3 separate regions of the Homo sapiens genome follow, and all the other regions are linked to region 3. Evidence: chromatin contacts called from ENCODE Hi-C or POLR2A ChIA-PET data. All regions are on one chromosome and are shown on one strand. The core of a region is the stretch at or near the end of the contact, and the rest is flanking DNA. Distances in the headings are between cores, read along the strand shown.

Evidence for each region. Hi-C counts contacts between places; a loop is a spot of excess contacts on that map. ChIA-PET counts read pairs that join two places held with the same protein, here RNA polymerase II (POLR2A). Pooled maps may share reads with other maps.
Region 1: a map of Caco-2 shows a loop between it and region 3 (2.9-fold over the local background). The contact joins two enhancer-like sites. A Hi-C loop is called at or near these places in 7 of 168 maps with a recorded cell type or tissue (CD8-positive, alpha-beta T cell, Caco-2, ascending aorta and 4 more) and 10 of 50 pooled maps. POLR2A ChIA-PET finds 5 or more read pairs at or near these places in 2 of 52 experiments (HEK293T and WTC11).
Region 2: a loop to region 3 is called in a map of HepG2, with 3 times the contacts of the local background. The contact joins two enhancer-like sites. A Hi-C loop is called at or near these places in 1 of 168 maps with a recorded cell type or tissue (HepG2). POLR2A ChIA-PET finds 5 or more read pairs at or near these places in 5 of 52 experiments (AG04450, GM10248, PC-3 and 2 more).

What each region holds. Positions count from the first base shown.
Region 1 is chr18:22,344,375-22,348,706 of GRCh38, reverse strand. LOC105372019 (a long non-coding RNA gene) reads left to right here. Exons shown (of 2, transcript XR_935282.4): 2 at 1-861. Among named protein-coding and RNA genes, the nearest start is that of CTAGE1, 71 kb to the left of the region's middle. Within about 2 kb of position 2,911, at least 6 of the 41 ENCODE cell types and tissues checked have a DNase peak (open chromatin) inside an H3K27ac peak, as active enhancers do.
Region 2 is chr18:22,110,945-22,115,085 of GRCh38, reverse strand. No RefSeq gene overlaps it. Among named protein-coding and RNA genes, the nearest start is that of GATA6-AS1, 56 kb to the left of the region's middle. Within about 2 kb of position 1,470, at least 3 of the 41 ENCODE cell types and tissues checked have a DNase peak (open chromatin) inside an H3K27ac peak, as active enhancers do.
Region 3 is chr18:22,221,839-22,226,443 of GRCh38, reverse strand. All of the region lies in intron 2 of LOC105372017 (a long non-coding RNA gene), which reads right to left. Among named protein-coding and RNA genes, the nearest start is that of GATA6, 55 kb to the right of the region's middle. Within about 2 kb of position 2,628, at least 6 of the 41 ENCODE cell types and tissues checked have a DNase peak (open chromatin) inside an H3K27ac peak, as active enhancers do.

The DNA.
Region 1 (4,332 bases), core at 1,662-4,161, 120 kb before region 3:
GCCGCAACCTGGACTTGACCCCCGCGAGCCTGGCTCGGCGCGTCCGGGGCCGCCCAGCCGGAGCCGGGCGCTGAGACCGGCGGCCCGGGCCGGCGTCGCTGCGCGCCTGAAGACCCGGGCGGCCAGACGCGCCCACCACCCCGCCGCGCGCGCAGACCGACCCCGCAGCGCGGCCGGACCCTGGCGCTCCCGGCGGGGAAACGTTTCCAATGCCTGGAGCTTTTGTTTGATAGCGAGGGAGGTGGGTACGGCGCTTGGTGGGGGTGAGGGGAGCAGAAAGAGAGAGAGTTTGGTCCCCAAGTATTGAGCTGTGAGAGAGCAGGGGCAACTCCAGGGCCAGCATTCAGAGCGGAGAATTAGAGCTGCGCACGCCCCAGGTCGGATGCGACAACGAGGTCCCCGGGCCTCAGCAGCTAGGTGACACTGGGCAAGTCTCAGCAGCTCTGGGGGCCTCAACGTCTCAACTGTAAACTCTGGGCACGCGGCTAGCGCCACGTCCTCTCCAGCCCTAACATTCTGTGATTCTAAACTTGTCTGATTTGTCTCATATGTTGCAAGGCTCGTAGCAAAAAGAAAAAAATACTCCATAACTATTTAACAGGAATTAGCTGAAGCACAGCTCTAGAGAGAGAGACACACACACACGTTTCAAATAACCCGAACACTAGAACCTAGTGAATTTTATACCTTTACTAAACTTTAGCGATTATTTGTTTCTTTCGTAACAAAGGTTATTGATTAGATTTAGTGCTGAAAAAAACCAACAACGTGCGCTTCGGTCATTTGTCTTATGGAGGAAACATAAATCTATAAATCTTCCTCCTGTCTCTAAGAAATAAAACTCTCTTCATTTCCAAAGTATGCAGATCTTCCAAAGGCGTATTCTTTCTTCTTTCTAAATCTTTGCTCTTAGACTCCTAAAACCAGTGGCTTTCTTTTCTTAAAATTTATGTGATCTTTAAATAAAGAGAGATAGAAAAAAGCCCCATTCTGCAGTTGCAGTCTGAAAAAAGCTATGTCCAGGAAGAGATATTTAGATTTTATTTTGAGAGAGTTTTTAATCTGAAACAAAATGATTTCTCATCTCCTAAAAATGTACGCAAAATAATTTATAAAATGTTACACAAATTTACAGTATGATTCTTCAAGTATCTCTGGAAAGAGGAACATACAATCTTCTAATTACCCCAAGGAATGTACCACATGTGGGTGGGTGATTCAGAGGCTGGCTAATCTCGCTTCCCCGCATCCCCCAAAACAGTAAAAACAAGGTTTAGATTTCTGACATCTGTCGTTTTAAAAATAATGAATGGAAAGGTGATTGATTTGAACTCTTAATTATTACCAAAACAAGGTAACAAGGTGTTCTCTGATTATGTAATGTTCCAAGTGCAAAAGCTCATTTCAGTGAACAGCCTCCTACGTGATCTTCTGCCTAGCTCAGGGTCACCTCCTCCACCTCACTCCTGCCCTCCAGAATTGCTCCCTCTCTAATCAGCGCAGTCCCATTCTGGCCTCGGACAGGCAGGAGTCAAGGGAGACGCGGAAGCACGCAGGCTCCTCCCCCAGCTTCCCAGGGACAATCCTTGCAGCAGGAGGGTTTGTTGTGCTGACCTTGTGAGCGAGTGACCCATAGAGAAGGACACTGTGTGCGGTCACTGAAGTTTTCTGACCTCATTTGTCCACGTCGGTATCAATAAGTCGGCCAGGGGGAGGGGAGAGAGGAAGTGGAAAAGGACGATTATCAGGACATACAGGACAAGGGACTGTGTGCAGCTGCTCTGCTGACAAGGAATAGTTGGAGCTGTGTTTCCTTGAAGGAATTGTTTTAAATTGAAGGTTGGCCTGGTGTTCACAGCACTCCCACCAGCCTTTCTGCTCATTTCCCCACCATGATCTCAGCCTCCTATCTCCTCGGAAAGTTCCTATGCCAGGGCAGTGTGTTATGCCCAGGACACAGACTCCAGGGCCAGATGACTTGGGTTTGAATCCAGTTTCATCACCTGCAAAATGGAAATGATAGTAGTTCCAGCTTGTAAGAGTGTGTGAGGTTGAACTAAGTTATCACATCCTTAGAAGTGTGCCTAGCACTGCATAAAGCCTTCTAGATACTTCCTTCCATGGTTTTGTTCAGGTTTCCTCTCTCAGCTGGAGGGGTGCCAGCTTTACTCACTCACTGCTGCTTCAAGCTGCTCTGAGCAAGGATCAAACCTTGGCTTCTCCAGGAAGAAAAGATGTGTTATCAGATTTGCCTTTGAAAAGATCTCATGGGGAATCTAAGGTGTAGAAGACTCCCAAACGATCCTTCCTGGGAAGGCTACCACTTATTGAACCCAACTCAATAAATGCCAATTTGTACACTATTCCATTTAAACTTTACAACAGCCCCAAAAGAAGTATTTTTATTCCATTTTATAAGGGAGAAACAAGGACAAAAAGAGGTTAATGGCATTCCCCTGATTGCACAAGTAGGATCAGAGCACAACAATAATAAATAACATTAACTAAATAGCTGACCCGTGCAAGGTATTGAACACCTTGCTATGTCTTCATTCATTTAACGCTCACAGCCACCCTGGGAGCCAAATACTATTATTCTCCCTACTTTGCAGCTGAGGAACTGAGGCAGAGAGGCCTTATCAGCAAACCCCACAAGTAGAAAGTGGTAGAACTGCATTTGAGTGCAGGCCTGCTGGCTCCCAGCCTATAGATCCAACCCCAGTACATGCTCCCTGTGCTCCTCTGCCCACCAGTGACCGGAAAGCCCCAGCCACGCTGACCTCATTGCCCCTGGCTGTAGTCACCATCCAGAAAGTCCTTGAGAACTGCAGATCTCAGTTCTGTGAGAAACAAAAACTACCATATGTCATTGCCTTGTGCCTATTTGAATTTTTGAGACAGAGTGAATGTTGTTCTGTTTTTTTGTTGTGGTTTCCAGGAATCATAATGTCATGTTTAAGTATTGAGAAAGGATGGCTTTTTCCTGTCATTTGCAAGGGATTTTCTTTTCTCCTCCTGAATATTTAGGAATAGGTGGCCCTCAAAACTTTCCATCCAGCCTGAGCTGGCTCAGATGTGTAAGTGCTGGGACCACGATGAATCTTCTACAAGGCTCCAGAAAAAGAAGTTCCTGTGAGCAGCTGGCCAAGGGAGAAGGGAGAGGCACAGCCCCTCCTAAGCAGGCAGAAATCTAGCACCCACCCCTTAAGCCACAAGCTCAGCCTCAGCTCCAGTTCCTCACTAGCCCTTCTGCACCTTGACCTTAAACTCTCTGAAGTGCATGTAAAACCTTGCCAACCAGAGCTTCCTGTTGTTCTTTTGCAAAGTGAGACATTCACAGGTTTTTTCCCTTTTCACCAAACAGGCTTGTGTTTAGAAGTTATTTGAAGCATAAAAAGTAAAAGTTCAACCCTTTCATCCTCCCAAAGGTATTTTTCCAGAGTTGAAATAAGCAAATATTTTGGTAACAATTTGGTAAAGTAAAATGAATTTCCTTTGGAATTGGTCAATAAGTGTGATTTTCTGTCTTTTCATTTTATTATTAATATGTTGGAAAGTTGAGAAGCCCTTGGTTTATGCATGCAGCCACTCTCTGTACCCACAGGAAACACTACTGCGTGAGATGACAATAACCCCTGTTAGAGGCTGTCCTGTCAACAGTGAGTGACACTGTCAACCACTAGATAAAGAGATCAGGATCTGACCCCAGAGCTTAACCTAATTCAGTTCACATATAATGAGATTCGTTGGTGCTAGTTCAGCTGCAGATAGGTGAGATGAAATAATAATAATAATAGTTAACACGGACATGTGCCGGGTTACCTTACATATATTAACTCATCCTCAAGCAACCCTAAGAAGTATTATTATTATCCTTATGTTACAGATGAAGCACTGAGAAGTTAAGTAACATGCCCAAAGTGACACAGCTGCTAAGTGATGGAGCTGAGATGTAAACTCAGGCATTCTATATCCATAGTCCATATTCTTAACCACCACAGAATGCTGTTTCCCGTGGTATTTTGAGTTTTGGTAGGTGATTAATATCTCAGTAGGAGTGAAACAGAAAACACAGGCAGTGCAAAGGAGTCTCAAGAGAAAAGTTTCTGATGCCAGGCTGCCTGGTCCAGTCCTGACTCTGTGCTTGTTAAATGTGCAGCCTGTCTTGGTTTCTTTATCTTTCTGTGTGTCACCCACTGTCAAATGGAAAAGCTAAAGGAACCTTCCCATAGGGCTATGTGGGGATTAAATGGCCTAAAACATGAGTGTGCGCCATGAAGACTAGCCATTGTTATGGGTGCATGGTCACTTTCTGAAATGCAAGGGTCCAAG
Region 2 (4,141 bases), core at 221-2,720, 110 kb after region 3:
ATGGTGGCTCATGCCTGCAATCCCAGCACTTTGAGAGGCTGAGGTGGGAGGATCGCTTGAGGGTTCGAGATCAGCCCAGGAAACATGGTGAGACTCCGTCCCTACAAAAAAAATAAAAAAATCAGCTGGGCGTGATGGTGTGTGCCTGTAGTCCCAGCTATTTGGGAGGCCAAGGTAGGTGGATTGCTTGAGCCCAGGAGTTCGAGGCTGCAGTGAGCCATGATTGTGCCACTGCACTCCAGCCTGGGTGACAAAGCAAGAACCTGTCTCAAAGAAAAAAAAAAGAGAGAGAGAGAAAGAAAAAGAAAGAAGGAAAGAAAGCAAGAAAGACAGAGAAAGAGGGAAGGAAGGAAAGAAGAAGGAAGGAGGGAGGGAAGGAAGGAAGGAAGGAAGGAAAGAAAGAAAAAAGAAAGGAGGGAAATACTGGCACCACAGGCCCTGCAGGAAGAATCCCCAGTGCTGCTCCTGGTTTGTCAGAATATCTTCCTGTCATTGGTGTATGTGTCACCAGGTATGCAGGATGCTGAGTTCTGTTTCCAAACACCTTCACCTTCCTTGCTGGGCAGCTTGCAGATAAGGGAGGTGGATAAGATGAGATATGTTTTTTATTTGGGTAAACTCCAATAAAATTAATGAAAGGAAAGAGAGGCCCTGGAGTTTGGCGTCAGAAAGAAATAGTCTGTCAGAATCATCTTTTTCTGTTTCCAGTTCATCAACGGAATGGTAAAATCCCTGAGATTTTGAGCTTTCCAGAGGGTTCTAACAGGCAGAGTTGAGAACCACTGATCTATACCTACCAAATAGGAATCATCCTATTAATAAGGCTTTTATAGATACTTGATGAAAGAGCACTAAAGCGGTCCATATGCCTTGATTTATTCAAATAGCTACTATCTGGAAACTCACTCCCAACCTTTGGGCCACTGTGGTGAAGAGGCAGCTGTCCCAGTGGGGTACTGAGCACCCACCTCCTCCCTTCCCTTGAATGTGTTGAAAGTGGACTCTGGCCAAACGAGGAAAGATGTCTCAGAAAAACACCACCACACCAGGGAGATTAGAAGAAGAGAAGGGCATTTGCCTCCCATCCCTGACCCCCTTGACTGGGGCTGATTATTATGGGATGACACCATGTGTACAGGTTGTAGGTCTTTCACAGAGAACCCATCATTTGGAGCTACAGACTTTTCCCTTTCTAGGTTACTTCCTGAGTGGGGTTTCAGATGACCCACCAGGCAAAGAAACCTCAGGATTTCATTCTCCTTTTTTGGTGTATTTTTTCCTCCTAAGCTTAATGACAAAAGTCCAGATAATTATTGTGATCTTCTGTAGACCCCAGGGAAACCAGGTACTACTTAACCCTGCAGAGAGAATGAGCCACCACGTCCCACAAAGCCACGTGCCCTCTCAGCGCTTCTCTGCTGGAAGCAGCTTCCCCAGCCTCAGGCTGCATGCCCAGAGCGCCCTGGACGGATGACCCAGGGGTGAGGCAGGTCACCCTGGCGCAGGGCCACCTCCAGGGTGTTCATGACAGGCAGGAAACACTGCAGGAATCCGGTCTCTTCACTACTGGGCTCAGCTCTTCACCCACTATCTTTTTATTGTTTAGCTATACTCATAGTTTGTTGTTGTTGTTGTTGTTGTTGTTGCTTGTTGTTTCATTCACTCACCTAAATCAAGGAGGCCCAAATGTTCCAGATAACTCTAGATAACATAAGTGTGGCAGCAGTTCATACACAGTAAGCCATAGCAGAGTGAAGAAAATGCCTCCAGCAGAACAGTCGTGGATCTCAGACAGATGGGGAAATTCCCAACTTATTTATAAAGCAGGTATACACACATACAATACTAAAGATCAGGTAAACACGAGCCTAGAAACCTTCTAATCCTTGGTGGAAATAGAAACTGCTGAAGATATACACCTGAAGAGAAGTTAGTTTGATGCATAATGTTAACCCCAGACATGTATTTAAAAGTATAACAGGCTGGGCGTGGTGGCTCACACCTGTAATCCCAACACTTTGTGTGGCCGAGGCAGGCAGATAATGAGTTCAGGAGTTTGAGACCAGCCTGGCCAACATAGTGAAACCCTGTCTCTACTGAATATACAAAAATCAGCCTGGCGTGGTGGCACCCGCCTGTAATCCCAGCTACGCAGGAGGCTGTGGCAGGAGAATCACTTGAACCTGGGATGCGGAGGTTGTGGTGAGCCGAGATCGCACCACTGCACTCCAGCCTGGGCAACAGAGCAAGACTCTGTATCCAAAAAAAAAAAAAAAAAAGTATAACAAAGGAGGCAGCCATATTTGTTTATAGAAAAATATGCCAAAGCTCTACTTATGTAAAAATGTGTTTTTAAAACAACCAAATATATGTTAAAACTGACAAGTACTTTTATGGCTAAGATCCACATGAATGGACAACATTTCATTATTTCCTTTCCCTGCCTCCTGGGCCTTGCCCATCTCACCTAACGCTGGTGATAGAGTTTTGGATATATACAATGTGATTCACTCAACATTTACTGAGGACCTACATAGGCAATAGTTTTATGCCTTGAAAACAATTTGAGACGTATTCAATTCAACCCCATCTGAGGACATTGAGGGTAGGAGAAATGCCTGTGTCCCCAGGTTCACCCCACAAAATGCTGACGCTTTTGTCAGCATTCTGCCTTGTCAGCAGGGTGATATGAAGGATCACAGACCTCAGAGCCGGGCAGGCCCGTATTCAAATCCTGCTCTATAGTTCACCATCTTCATGCAAATTACTTAAGCCCTCTGAGTCCTGGACTGGACATTTTACATGTGTAAAATGGAGATGAGGCCAGGCACAGTGGCTCATGCCTGTAATCCCAGCACTTTAGGAGGCCAAGGCGGGCAGATCACCTTAAGTCAGGAGTTCAAGACCACCCGGGTCAACATGACGAAACCCCGTCTCTACTAAAAATACAAAAATTAGCCAAAGGTGGTGGCGAGCGGCTATAATCCCGGCTACTCAGGAGGCTGACGCAGGAGAATCGCTTGAACCCAGGAGGTGAAGGTGGCAGTGAGCCAAGATCACACCACTGCACTCCAGCCTGGGCAACAAGAGTGAAACTCCGTCTCAAAAAATAAATTAAATAAATAAAATGGAAGTGAGAAAGCCCACATTTCAGGATTGTTATGAGGCTTAAATAAGATCATTTAAAGTGCTTGACAACTAGTAAATGCTAATAATAAGTGCTTAAGAAATAAAAGTTTCTTCTTTCTTTAGTTTACTTTTTTTTTGAGACAGTCTTGCTCTGTCACATGTATATATACCTGTATATATATATATATATATATATATATATGTATATATATGTATCATGTCATATTATTATTGACAATAATAATATGTCACTATTATGCTTCTCTCCTTGGGTACAGAATCTGCATGTTCAGGACAAGAGGAACAGCAAGATCACATAGGTCCTATAGAGCAGTTATTAACTCTTCTGGGTTTGAACATTTGGCTGTACCCTCCTCTGTGGATAAGGATGGTCGCTGTGTGGGGAAGAATCTGTTTATATATATCCCTCAGATCTAAATTGCCTGGGCAAAAACATTTTCATTTTGCTCCTCTGGTTTCCCATCTTATTTTCACAACCTTCTTGTGGCATATTTTGAAGGTATTCAAGTCAGTTTCCACATAAGATATTTACATATCATCAGAGCATTGCAATGATGTTTTTGTTTTTTAATAAAAAACACATTTATAGATCATTGGCTTATAATTTGAATGCCTTTTTATTAAAAATCAAGATTACACAAGCAATCACTGAGGCTTTGCTCTTGAGCGACTAGGGTTTCTAAGAAATAAGATGAATTATCTAATGCATAGTGAGTCTTTTTCTTATCCTGTCAATTGCACTCAATTTTTCTAGCTAAGAAAGATTTGAAGCCAGGTGTATGCCTATAGCCCCAGCTACTTGAGAGGCTGGGGTGGGAGGATCACTTTAGCCTAGAAATTTGAGGCCATCCTGGGCAACATAGGAAGACCACATCTCAAAAAAATTTTGTCTCGAATTTACACACACATTCACATCTGTCATTTAGATATACTTGTTTGCTTAAAAGCCTTTTAGATCTTTAAAAGCTTAAGATACACCCGCCAAAAGAAG
Region 3 (4,605 bases), core at 1,379-3,878:
ATATTTAATTTCTTTTCAGACTCCACACATAAGTGGCAGCATGCAGTATTCTTCCTTCTGTGCCTGCCTTATGTTACTTAACATATTGTCCTGTAAGTTCATCCATTTCGTCTCAAATGACAGAATTTCCATCTTCTTTGTAAAGGCTGAATAATATTCCATTATATGTGTATAGAGACAGATAGCTATACTGCAATTTCTTTATCCACTCATCTGTCTATGTACACTTTGGTTGGTTCCCGATCTTGGCTATTGTGAATAATGCTGCAATGAATGAGGGAATGCAGATACCTTTATAAGGTGGTGATTTCATTTCCTTTGGTCAAAAGGTACAAAGTTGCAATTATGTAGGATAAATAAGTTAAAGAGATCTGATGTACAACATGAGGATTATAATTAATAATATTGTATTATATACTGGTAATTTGCCAAGAGAGCAGATTTTAGCTGGGCATGAGGGCACATGCTTGTAGTGATGGCTACTCAGGAGGCTGAAGAGGGATCCTCGAGCCCAGGAGTTCAAGGTTACAGTGAGCTATGATTGTGCCACTGCACTCCAGCCTGGGTGACAGAGGGAGACCCTATCTCAAAAAAAAAAAAAAATTAAATCAAGAGTTTGCTTAGTACATTCAGGGTGTCCACATGATCAATATTATGCAGACATCAAAAATGATCATTATGAAGGCAATGTATAAACATAGGATATAGGTGGGAGGAATGGATAATATTCAGTGAGTATGTTACAATGAGCTTGCCACAATGCCAAATAAATGTGTCTTTATTTGTGGACCAAAACTAGAAAATATGAAAATATATAAATGCTTCTATCATATGAAGATGGTAGTATTATGGGTTTTATGGGTTTTTTACATTTTCTTCAGACCTTTTTTTTCACCTCATTGCTGCCAGTGTGCCTTTTCAAACTTTTTTAGCATTATTTTTATATCCACTTTTTCCATTTAAAATGTCTCTAAGGCTGTGGTAGTTTCATTAGTGGAGACATCCTTCCTGTGTAAATCCAAGTATCTCAGAAGGCAAGAGGATGGGAGAAGTTGTCTTCCTTTTTGAACACCCACCAATAGTCTAGACTGCTTTCACATGGAAGGGGTGCTAATTAGTAATTTTTCACATTTGCTAATGAATAAGTCACCTCGGGGAAAATTGATAGAGGTGTAGAACACAGGTCACTTGTGGGGCCCAGAAGTGAGTTATTGGCTTGGAATGGAAGCTGTGAAAGTTGAAGACGATAAACAGCTACTTGGACCATTTGCCTCAAATTCTGATCACCCATCTCGTCAGCAAAGGCCACAGCTCACTGAGGTTACTGTGGTTTCACCAGGTTTCCTCATTATTTGGAAAAGACCTGAGCTTGCCATTGCTAAGCTAAGTTGAACTATTTCACTTGGCCTAATTTTTCTGGTTATTTTATTTCTTAAAACTTAGCACCAGCTGAGCTTGGTTGCTCACGCCTATAATCCTAGCAACTTGAGAGACTAAGGCTGGCGGATAACTTGAGGCCAGGAGTTCAAGATCAGCCTGGGTGACACAGCAAGACCTCATCTCTAAAAAAAAAAAAAAACAATTAGCCGGCTGTGGTGGTGTGCACCTGTAATCCCAGCTGCTCTGGAGGCTGTAGCGAGCCTGGAAAGTCAAGACTGCAGACGGCAGTGAGTAATGATCACACCACTGCACTCCAGCCTAGGCAACACACCCAAAATCTAAAAAATAAGTAAAATGAAAAACTTAGCACTTATTTTTATTATGGATAAAAACAAGAAGGTGCTTGGCAGAAACAGCACAGCCCAGAGGAAAAAATGGCCCTATTGGTTTCTACCACCCTGATCCTGAATCCCCTGTGACACACAGGGTTAGTGTTCTCTCTTTATGGCTAACAAGTTTTGCTGACCTAGTAGTATTTAGGCAGGACAAGTAAGGCCTCAGGCTTAGGAAGCCAGATGCCTGGGGATTTGTAAGGGAGAGCCCTGGGAGCCTTCCCACGTTGCCCACCTGCACAGAGCTGTGTGCCCTTAAGCAAGTCACTTCACTCACTGAATCCTTCTTTCTGCATTAACTGGAGGATGATTGACACCCAGCCTGTGTTCCTAATACCATCACCCATCCATTGACCAGACACTGTCTTTAGAATCAAATGAGATAGCAGAAAAGGTTTTTTTAAAGCCTTTTACCTATGCTACAGAATAGTATTAAATAAACCAAACACACACACACACACACACACACACACATTTAAGAGGGAGTGGAGGGCGTTTCAGGCATATTAACTGCCCCAGGGACTGACAATGAGGATATAAAGTCCCTATAAGCCAAGGTCCAGGGCTGTCCTGTGTTAGCAGAGCCCTTGAAAGAGCTACCACAGGTCCCAACTAACTATTTAAGAACAAAGGGGAAAACACAACCCAGAAAACCAGAGAGAAGAGAAAAAATAAATAAATAAGAAACCAGGAGTACTGGTGCTTCTGAGGGCAGGTGGAAAGCACAGCCTTAGCCCTGGGGCTTTGATGACATCAGCACTGGCCAGAAAGGAGCTCAGCACATCTCCCTGCCCCTCCCACGGGTTCCAACCCCGCAGTTGCTCACCGCCAGCAGGGCCGGCACCTGAGTCACCCACTTGTCAACGCCCTGGGTTTCCCTTGGACTCCTTGCCCGCCGGGGCTGCCAGATGATGAGATCATAGCACTTGACAAAACCCTGTCTTTCAAAAGCACTTTTATCCAAATGATTTTTTTAAAAAAGAATTTAACAGGCATTATCTTACTAGCTGTCCCATCTTCGGCAAGGCCCACAGCCTGAATACATTAAGGTGTGTTCAGGTTTGAATACACCTTATTTTTTAGGGCAGTCTTAGGTTCATAGCAAAATTGGGCAGAAAGTACGGAGCTCTCACAGACCCCTTGTTCCCCCAGCACGCACAGCCCCACCCACTATCCGCATCCCCACATCCTGCACCAGAGTGCTACGTTGGTTACAATCCAAAGTCCATAGTCCGTGTTAGGGCTCACCCTTGGTGTTGTACATCCTATGACATATTCAGTTTTCAAGGAGAGAAACAGGCAACAAGGGTTCAGAAATGCACACCCTCTCAGTAGAGCAAGGACTCCACCCTCCCCAACCAGGACAGCCTTCTCTCCATCCTTAGTGTGATGCTTTCCTTCTTCAGCCATAAAGCAAGGGAACACTTGATAAGTATTAACGCGTAGGGAAAGTTTTTTCTAAAGCAGAATCATCTAAACTAGTGCTCCTCAAACTTTTACTTGAATACAAATCCCTCGAGAGTCTTGCTAAATCCAGATTTGGCTTGAATAGGTCTGGGACAGAGCCTGAGCTGCTCCAACAAGCTCCCAGGGGATGCCCACGCTGCAGGTGATCAGACCATATTTTGAGGAGCAAGGCTCTGTTTTAAAGGAGTGGCCACAGGGAGTGGGAGCTTTCAAGTGAGTGGATTGGGCCAAATCATACCTCTGCCAATGGCTGGATCTAAAACAATGTGATGATCAAACCTACGTTGCAGGACTCAAGAGGACAATGAATGCAAAGTTCAGTTCCGAGCTGGCACTCAATGACCTGAGCGTAACTACTGTTACTCTCCTTTTTGTTACTATTAGTATTATTATTATTAAGGCAGAGTCTCACTCTGTTGCCCAGGCTGGAGTGCAGTGGTATGATCTTGGCTCACTGCAGCCTCCACCTCCCAGGTTCCAGCAATTCTCCGGCCTCAGCCTCCCCAGTGGCTGGGATTACAGGCATGTGCCACCACGCCCAGCTAATTTTTGTATTTTTAGTAGAGATGGGGTTTTGCCATGTTGGCCAGGCTGGTCTTGAACTCCTGACCTCAAGTGATCCACCCACCTTGGCCTCCCAAAGTGCTGGGATTACAGGCATGAGCCACCACACCTGGCCTGTTACTATTATTATTATCACTCTTCTTCACTCTTCTTCTTCTTGTTTTTGTACTTGCCCAGGTGAGAGTACAGTGGCACAATCAAGGCTCACTGAAGCCTCAACCTCCCAGGCTCAAGTGATCCTCCCACTTCAACCTCCTGAGGAGCTGGGACTACAGGTGTGTGCCACCATGCCTGGCTAGTTTTTTTAAATTTTTTGTGGAGACAGGATCTCCCTATATTGCCCACTCTAGTCTCAAACTCCTGACCTTAAGTGATCCTCCCACCTCAGCCTCCCAAAGTCCTGGGATTACAGGTGTGACCACCATGCCCAGCTTCATTATTCTTTTGGCTGATTTTGATCAGTTTTCCTTTACCCATCTTTGTCTCAAAAAGCATATTATCCACTTTTGGATAATTTTACATTAAATTTTACATTAATTTTACATAATCTTACAAAGAACACCTCATAAAACCAGATTAGCTTGTAAGGTCTAGGCTGTGAAATTAAAAATAAATAAATAAATTAGCATATGAGTTCACTGAATCATGTAGACCAAAATTTTAAATACATCCAAAATCTTTTCTTTTACTCTGCTTTTGAGGAAAATCAAAAGACAGGGTTCTCCCCCTGCCTCTGATCTCCTCCCTCAAGGCCCTGATCTGTACTTCAGCCTTTCCTGTCTGGCCTCACATGCATTCACTT